Linked DNA regions of Homo sapiens: region 2 is linked to region 1. A link is an interaction called in ENCODE POLR2A ChIA-PET data of the cell type or tissue named here. Cell type or tissue: Caco-2. All regions are shown on one strand. Each heading gives the region's core, and the rest is flanking DNA. Links, peaks and the distances in the headings are about the cores only.

The links. Peaks named below come from ENCODE experiments on the same cell type or tissue, not always from the same donor. Only the 100,000 strongest peaks of a DNase experiment are listed, where the experiment ranks them.
Region 2: POLR2A ChIA-PET joins it to region 1 with 8 read pairs; 4 of 35 experiments call an interaction of 5 or more read pairs at or near these places.

What each region holds. Positions count from the first base shown.
Region 1 is chr7:73,417,705-73,422,090 of GRCh38, forward strand. No RefSeq gene overlaps it. Among named protein-coding and RNA genes, the nearest start is that of FZD9, 14 kb to the right of the region's middle. In Caco-2, for the core only: no CTCF peak of the experiment used is centred there; a DNase peak (open chromatin) is centred at 2,531.
Region 2 is chr7:73,500,810-73,505,195 of GRCh38, forward strand. The region is part of intron 3 of BAZ1B (bromodomain adjacent to zinc finger domain 1B); the gene reads right to left. Among named protein-coding and RNA genes, the nearest start is that of BAZ1B, 19 kb to the right of the region's middle. In Caco-2, for the core only: no CTCF peak of the experiment used is centred there; no DNase peak of the experiment used is centred there.

The DNA.
Region 1 (4,386 bases), core at 162-4,161:
AAAAAAAAAAAAAGGTGATTATAAGTGAGATGTATTATATTTCTTTGTCCTTAAGAAAAGTAAGCACAAAGCCACAGTCAAGAAGGGTATAGCCAGCAGAGGGACTGTCTTGGGCAAAGGTGTGAGCCAAGCACTGGGCTTGCTGGTGTGTCTGGGCTGGGTGAGAGACACAGGTGTTGGGAACCCAGGCTCTATGAGTGGGGCTGGGAGAGCAATGGCAGGTCACTAAGGCCCAGCAAGCCCTGATCACCAGGCTGACCCGTGTGGGTATGACACTAAGAAGATGAGAGCCAGTGAAGGCTTTGGAGCGGGGTAGAGGCGATGTCGGGCATCAGAAAGACCTGACCTCTCCTACTGGGTGGCTGGGGTTGAGACACAGGGGAGGGGGCTGTAGCCAAGGCACCCCCGGCTGGCTCAGCCACCCGGGAGGGAGAGGGGAGCCTGAGCCCAGAATACTGGAGATTTCTCCTCGGCCGAGGATGTGGGAAGGACTGCAGGGCTCTCGTGGGCCAAACCTCCCACTTTTATAGGAGGAAGCATTCTTTACCCAGGTGCAGGGAAGAAGGAAGGGAATTCCAAACAAGACAGAAACTCCAGTCAGTGTGTCCGCCCACTTGGGGGAAGCAAACCTCTGTGCAGAGGGAATGAGGCTCCACCAGGCAGCCAGGGCTGCCTACCCAGCAGGCACAGGGGACACCATGCCCAGAGCCCACCACGTGCTCAGGGGCCCCCAAAGGCTGGCTTGCTCTTTCTTCTTCCTTCCTTCCTTCCTTTCTTTCCTTCCTTCCTTCCTCCCTCCCTGTCTCTCTCTCTCTTTCTTCCTTCCTTCTTTTCTTCTCTTTCTTTCCCTTCCTTCCTTCCTTCCTCCTTCCCTCCCTCCTCCTCCTCCTCCTCCTCTTCCTTCTTCCTCTTCCTCTCTCTCTCTCTCTTTCTTTCAGACAGAGTCTCGCTCTGCTGCCCAGGCTGAAGTGCAATGGTGCGGCCTCAGCTCACTGCAACCTCCACCTCCCAAGTTCAAGCAATTCTCCTGCCTCAGCCTCTGAATAGCTGGGATTACAGGTGCCCACCACCACGCCCGGCTAATTTTTATATTTTTTAGTAGAGACAGGGTTTCACCATGTTGGCCAGGCTGGTCTCGAACTCCTGACCTCAGGTGATCCACCTACCTGGGCCTCCCAAAGTGCTGGGATTACAGGTATGAGCTATCATGCCTGGCCCCATTTCTTTTAAAATCAGAAGGAAAAAATATATATAACTTTTAGGCCAAAAATGTCTTCATGTATATTAATAGATTCATCTTTTCCCAATGTAACCATAAATATCATTTTTTAAAATTATTATTATTTTAGAAACAGGGTCTCACTCTGACGCCCAGGCTGAAGTGCAGTGGTACGATCTTAGCTCACTGCAGCCTCCAATTCCTGGGCTCAAGCGATCCTCCCACATCAGCTTCTTGAATGTGACCTCAGGCAGAAGTCACCGTGCCTGGCTAATTTTTAATTTAATTTTTTTTTTTTTGGTAAAGATGGGTTCTCATTATGTTGCCCAGGCCGGTCTTGAACTCCTGGCCTCAAGTGATCCTCCTGCCTTGGCCTCCTAAGGTGCTGGTATTATAGGATTGAGCCACCAAGCCCGGCCCGAATATAATTTTTAATTTTTTTTTTGAGACGGAGTTTCACTCTTGTTGCCTAGGCTGGAGTGCAGTGGCACGATCTCGGCTGACCGCAACCTCCACCTCCCGGGTTCAAGAGATTCTCCTGCCTCAGCCTCCTGAGTAGCTGGGATTACAGGCATGCACCACCACACCCAAATAATTTTCTATTTTTAGTAGAGACAGGGTTTCTCCACATTGGTCAGGCTGGTCTTGAACTCCCGACCTCAGGTGATCCTCCCACTTTGGCCTCATAAAGTGCTGGGATTACAGGCATGTGCCACCGCACGTGGCCTAATTTTCTAATTTTTTTTTTTTTAACGGAAGAAGGACCCCAGGAAGTCAAAAGTGCCTACAACCCATGAAAGTCTAAATGAGGACAATGGAGGCTGGGCGTGGTGGCTCACTCCTGTAATCCCAGCACTTTGGGAGGCCAAGGTGGGCGGATCACCTGAGGTCAGGAGTTCGAGACCAGCCTGGCCAACATAGTGAAACCCTGTCTCTACTAAAAAACACAAAAATTAGTCGGGTGTGGTGGCGGGCACCTATGATCACAGCTACTCAGGAGGCTGAGGCAGGAGAATCGCTTGAACCTAGGAGGCAGAGGCTGCAGTGGGCTGAGATCGCACCACTGCACTCCAGCCTGGGGGACAGAGTGAGACCCCGTCTCAAACAAACAAAACAAAACAAAATGAGGATGATGGGGCTTCCAATGGCAACTCGAGACATTAGTTTACTCCAGAGTCATGGAGACAGTGAATGGAGTGTGTGTGTGTGTGTGTGTGCGTGTGTGTGTGTGTGTGTGTTTGTGTGCGTGTGTGTGAGTGAGAGAGACAGAGAGGAAGAAGGGAGGGAGGGACGGTTACAGGAGTGTGGGAAAGTCAACAGGAAAAGGAGGGAAGGTTCGCTGTGAACTGACAGTAACTGTGACCTCACAGGCATGTGCGGAGTCCCCGCCCCACCAGGCACTGTGCCAAGGCCAGTACCTTCATGTCATGAGACCCTCTCAGCAACTCTATAACCTTGTCCCCACCAGAATATTCCTTTCACAGCTGAGAAAACAACAGCACAAAGAGGATGAATTAAAAATTGTCTAACATGCTGGGCGCAGTGGCTCACGCCTGTAATCCCAGCACTTTAGGAAGCTGAGGCAGGTGGATTATCTGAAGTCAGAAGTTTGAGACCAGCCTGGCTAACATGGTTGAAACCCTGTCTCTACTAAAACTACAGAAATTAGCCAGGCGTAGTGGCAGTCACCTGTAATCCCAGCTACTCGGGAGGCTGAGGCACGAGAGTCGCTTGAATCCAGGAGGTGGAGGTTGCAGTGAACCGAGATCACACCACTGCACTCCAGCCTGGGTGACAGAGTGAGATCCTGTCTCAAAAAAAAAAAAAAAAAATTATCTGACGTGACACAATCGTGGGGCATGATTTGAATCTGGGCATCTGACTCTACAAGCTGACTCAGCCCTTCTGTGACATTGCTTCCCAGGGCCTGAACCCCAAAGTAGCACCTGAGGTTTTTCCTTGCATGGGTGCCCAAGGAAATGGTGATAGAACTGACTGAAAAGGGGCCGGGTATTATAGCTCATGCCTGTAATCCCAGCATGTTGGGAGACCGAGGCAGGAGGATCACATGAAGCCAGAAGTTCAAGACCAGCCTAGGCAACATCTCAAGACACTATCTCTAGAAAAAATTAAAAATTAGCCAGGCATGGTGGTGGGCGCTTATAGTAGCAGCTACTCAGGATGCTGAGGCTGGAGAATCACTTGAACCCGGGAGGCAGAGTCTGCAGTGAACTGAGATTGTGCCACTGCACTCCAGCCAAAAAAAAAAAAAGAATTGACTGAAAAGGGGCTGGGTGTGGCAGCTCATGCATATAATCCTGGCACTCTGGGAGGCCGAGGCAGGAGGATACATTGAGGCCAGGAGTTCGAGACCAGCCTAGGCAACGTCTCAAGACACCATCTCTACAAAAAATAAAAAATTATCCAGGGCCGGGCACGGTGGTTCATGCCTGTAATACCAGCACTTTGGGAGACCAAGGCGGGCAGATCTCTTGAGGTCAGCATTTCGAGACCAGCCTGGCCAACATGATGAAACCCCATCTCTACTAAAAAATACAAAAATTAGCCAGGCCTCGTGGCACACGCCTGTAGTCCCAGCTACTCCGAAGGCTGAGGTGCGAGAATCACTTGAACCCGGGAGGTGGAGGTTGCAGTGAGAAGAGATGGCACCACTGCACTCCAGCCTGGGCGACAGAGCAAGACTCCATCTCAAAAAAAAAAAAAAAACAACAAAAACACTTAGCCAGGCGTGGTGGTGGGCTCGGGCTCTGTAGTCTCAGCTACTTGGGAGGCTGAGGTGGGAGGATCATTTGAACCTGGGAGATCGAGACTGCAGTGAGCCATGATTGCACCACCGCACTCCAGCCTGGGCAACAGAGTGAGACCCTGTCTGAAAAAAGAAAAAAAAGCACCTGTTTCTGCGGGGATGTCAGGGGCCTCCTTGCAGGCCTGGCCCCACCCCCAGGCCCACACCCAGGCCCTGGTTCCACAGATCATGGCACATGGCAGGCAGGAGAAGGGACAAAGAGGAATAGAGGGAGGAGGAGGCCCGGAGCTCCAGGATAATACAGTGGGGGGACAACAGAACCCCAAATGGCCATGAAGTTAGCAGATCGAGGACCCAGGTGAGTGTCTCCTCCTTGGGGTGTCCAACTCTCATTTCTAGA
Region 2 (4,386 bases), core at 299-4,298, 83 kb after region 1:
GAACCCGGGAGGTGGAAGTTGCAGTGAGCCGAGATCGCGCCATTGCACTCCAGCCTGGGCAACAAGCAAAACTCTGTTTATAAAAAAAAAAAAAAAACAGAGTTCAAACCATTTTTGCAAAGCAACCCTTATGATAAATCCAAAACCAAAAACAACAGAGTTCAAGGCCGGGCGCAGTGGCTCACACCTGTAATCCCAGCGCTTTGGGAGGCCCAGGCAGGCGGATCACCTGAGGTCGGGAGTTCGAGACCAGCCTGACCAACATGGAGAAGCCCCGTCTCTACTAAAAATACAAAATTAGCTGGGTGTGGTGGCGCATGCCTGTAATCCCAGCTGCTCGGGAGGCTGAGACAGGAGAATCGCTTGAACCTGGGATGCGGAGGTTGCGGTGAGCCAAGATCACGCCATTGCACTCCAGCCTGGGTAACAAGAATGAAACTCCGCCTCAAAACAAAACAAAACAAAACAAAAACAAAAACAACAGATTTCAAACCATGACCTAACCTTTGACAACCTGTACAAGATCTAGCCCTTGGCTACCTGATACTACCATTCCCACCATCCTCCCTCCTTCTGTAGTCCAACCACACTGATTTTTCTCTGTTCTTCCAGTACAATGGTTTTCCCAGTACAGTACAGGGGTAATTATGTCATACCTCTTTTCCTTTCTTTCCCCGAGACATATGGCAATGTCTGATTTTCACAGCTGAGAGGGTGCTACTGGCATCTAGTGGATAGAGGCCAGGTATGCTGCTGAATACCCTACAATGCACAGGACAGCACCCACTAGAATCATCTGTCCTAAAGTTTGTAATGCCAACGTTGAGAAACCCCGTTCCTGACCATCAAGTTCCCTTCTGTCTAAAGGCCTTCACACACCCTGTTCTCTCTCCCTGAAATACTCAATGCCCCCTTCTCCCATGGATATATCCTACTCAACCTACAGGCTTCACCTTAAATGTTGCCTCCTCAGAGGAGCTTTACTGGATCAACACCAATTCTGGTTCTAAGCTAGATTCCCCTGATTATAAACTTTAATAAATACTCTGTGCTTTTCTTTCATAGTTCTTATCAAGAATTTTTTTTTTTTTTTTTTTTTGAGACGGAATCTCACTCTGTCACCTAGGCTGGAGTGCAGTGGTGCAATCTTGGCTCACTACAACCTCCACCTCCTGGGTTCAAGCAATTCTCCTGTCTCAGCCTTCCAAGTAGCTGGGACTACAGGCACGCGCCACCATGCCTGGCTAATTTTTGTATTTTTAGTAGAGACAGGGTTTCACTATGTTGGCCAGGCTGGTCTTGAACTCCTGACCTCGTGATCTGCCTGCCTCGGCCTCCCAAAGTGCTGGGATTACAGGTGTGAGCCACCGCACCTGGCCTCATCACCAATGCTAAACACACAGAAACAACTGTGGATTTTGGTCACTACTGTTTTTCCAGCACCCAAAACATGCTATCTACATAGCCGGTCATCAATAAATATCTGGGATAAACCCCTCTATATTGGGACAATGTTTGTGGCACGCTTCCAATGTCCATCATATCTACTTTTTTTTTTATCACACTTAGAGTGCAAAACATTTTTATAAATAATGAACACCTGTGTACCCACCATACAGGTTAAAATACTTAACATTAATAGTGGCCAGACCCAGTGGCTCACACCTGCAATCCCAACACTTTGGGAGGCCAAAGCAGGAGGACTGCTTGAGCTCAGGAGTTCAAGAACAGCCTTGGCAACTTGGTGAAACCCCATCTCTACAAAAAATACAAAAATTAGCCAGTGCCTTTGGACTGTAGGATGAGGAAAAAAAAAAAAAATACAATTAGCCAGGCATTATAGCTACAGTCCCAGCTACTTGGGAGATTGAGGTGGGAGGATGGCTTGAGCCTGGGAAGTGGAGGTTGCAGTAAGCCAAGGTTGTGCCTCTGCACTCCAGCCTAGGCGACAGAGCCAGACCCTGTCTCAAAAAAGAAAAGAATATTAACAGTACCTCAGAATCTCCCAGTAAGCCTACGCACAGGTGGAAACAACTCTCTCCTCTCCTCCTGACAGTGATAACAAACATTCTGAGTTAGTTTTGCCTGCTTTGAGCCTTCTATAAATGTAATCATACTGTATTCTTCTGCGACTTCTTTCAAGTTCACATTTTTTCTGCTATAGAGTATTGTGTGGCTTAACAATTTGTTTATCCATTCAACTACTGATGGCTACCTGGGTTATCTCCTCATTGGACTACTATGAACAATTCTATTAATATACTTACACAGATTTCCTGCGGCAAAACTGAGGGTAAATACTCAAGCAAAAATCCTTAGTCAAAGGGTATGTATAATAACCAATTGTATTCAGCAATGCCGAGTGCTTTCCAAAATATATGTGCTATTTACACTATAAGCAATTCCACATTCCTGTCAAAACTTGGCAGCAAGTTTTTTTCTTTATTAATCTGATGTGTATACATTATCTCACTATGGTTTCGATTAGATTTCCTGCATTATTGATGAGTTTAAACATATTTTCATGTTTATGGACATACATACTTCCCTAGTATCTCTTCCCTTTCCTCTTTTTTTTGTTTTTGAGACAGGGTCTTGCTATGTTGCCCAGGCTGGAGTACAGTGGTGCGATCATAGCTCACTGCAGCCTTGAACTCCTGAGTTCAAGCGATCCTCTTGCCTGTCTTCCAAGTAGCTGGGACTACAGAAATGCACCACCATGCACGGCCAATTTTTATTATTTTTTGTAGAAACAGGGTCTCCCTATGTTGCCCAGGCTGGTCTCAAACTCCTAGCTTCAAGCCAACCTCCCGCCTCAGCCTCCCAAAGTACTGGGATTACAGGCAGGAGCCATTGGGTTCAGCCCATCTTTCCTCAAACATTTCTTCTTTCACCTTGCAGATGTGTGCAAAATATTTTCGTTTTGCCATGTCAATTCCATTTCCATCCTTCTCTACCTGGCTCTATGCTTAAATAGGCTGACCTTTACAGCCTCCACCAAGACTCCCCTTGCCCTCTAGATTCTGGTGAGTTCAGTTCATAGGGAGCATGAGCAGAAAACCAGGAGATGGAAGTAAAGCATCCTTGGGGTGTTTATTTCCAAATGCCTCCCTAGGAGGATGGTTACAGTTACAGTTTTCTCTCACTACCATAGTACTCTTCAACAACAGCAGCTACTCTTTTCTAGTTCCTGTACCCACTCCCTCCCTCTGCTTCCTTGGGGTTTAGAAATGATAAAGTCTTCCCCAACTGCTGATAGGTATGAGGCACTCAACCTTTCCTTGTTAAGTTTTCCTTAACCCTGATCAGACTGCTGTCTGCTGTCAACAGCCCCTTTATTAAACTCAATTCAATTACATTTGAGTATGCCATCTGTTTCCTGCCAGGACACTGACTGATATAAAGTATGTGATTAGAACCCACTAATGGTCAGCCACAGTGATTCATGCCTGTAATCTCAGCATTTTGCCAGGCCAAGGTGGGAGGATCATGCAAGTCCAGGAGTCTGAAACCAGCCTGGACAACATGGCAAGACCCTGTTTCTCTATAAAAAATAAAAAACTTAGCTAGGCGGCCAGGCGTGGTGGCTCACATCTGTAATCCCAGCACTCTGGGAGGCCGAGGCGGGTGGATCACGAGGTCAGGAGATCGAGACCATCCTGGCTAATACGGTGAAACCCCGTCCCTACTAAAAATACAAAAAAATTAGCGAGGCATGGTGGCAGGTGCCTGTAGTCCCAGCTACTTGGGAGGCTGAGGCAGGAGAATGGTATGAACCCGGGAGGCGGAGCTTGCAACGAGCCGAGATCGCGCCACCGGACTCCAGCCTGGGCGACAGAGCGAGACTCTGTCTCAAAAGAAAAAAAAACTTAGCTAGGCATGGTTTTGAGTGTCTACAGTCCCAGCTACTCGGGAGGCTGAGGTGGGAGGACTGCTTGAGCCTGGGAGGCTGAGGCTGCAGTGAGCTATGATCACACCACTGCACTCCAGTCTGGAAGACACAGCAAGACCCTGTCTCAATAAAAAACAAACAAAGAAACAAAAACCCCACTAGTACTGCCAGACATGACAAATAAAAAAGAACTAGCTAGGAGATAGAAAGGAGTCAGAGTAAATTATTGAAACAAAGAAAGAACAAGAACTTTGAAACCAGAGAGACAGGTGTGAATCTTGGCCCCATCAAGTACTGGCTATTGTAGCACAAACTGCTGCTGAGCTAGCTACCAAGCTATTCCCTCCCTCTTCTCTCTTGCCAGCCTGTCTCTTTTGAGACTTAAATACAAAGGAAGATACTCTCTTTCTCAGCCCCCGCTGCAGCTCTGGGTGGTTATGTAAGCCAAGGTCTAGCCAATAACATGTAAAGATAAAGGGTGGAGCTTTCTATTT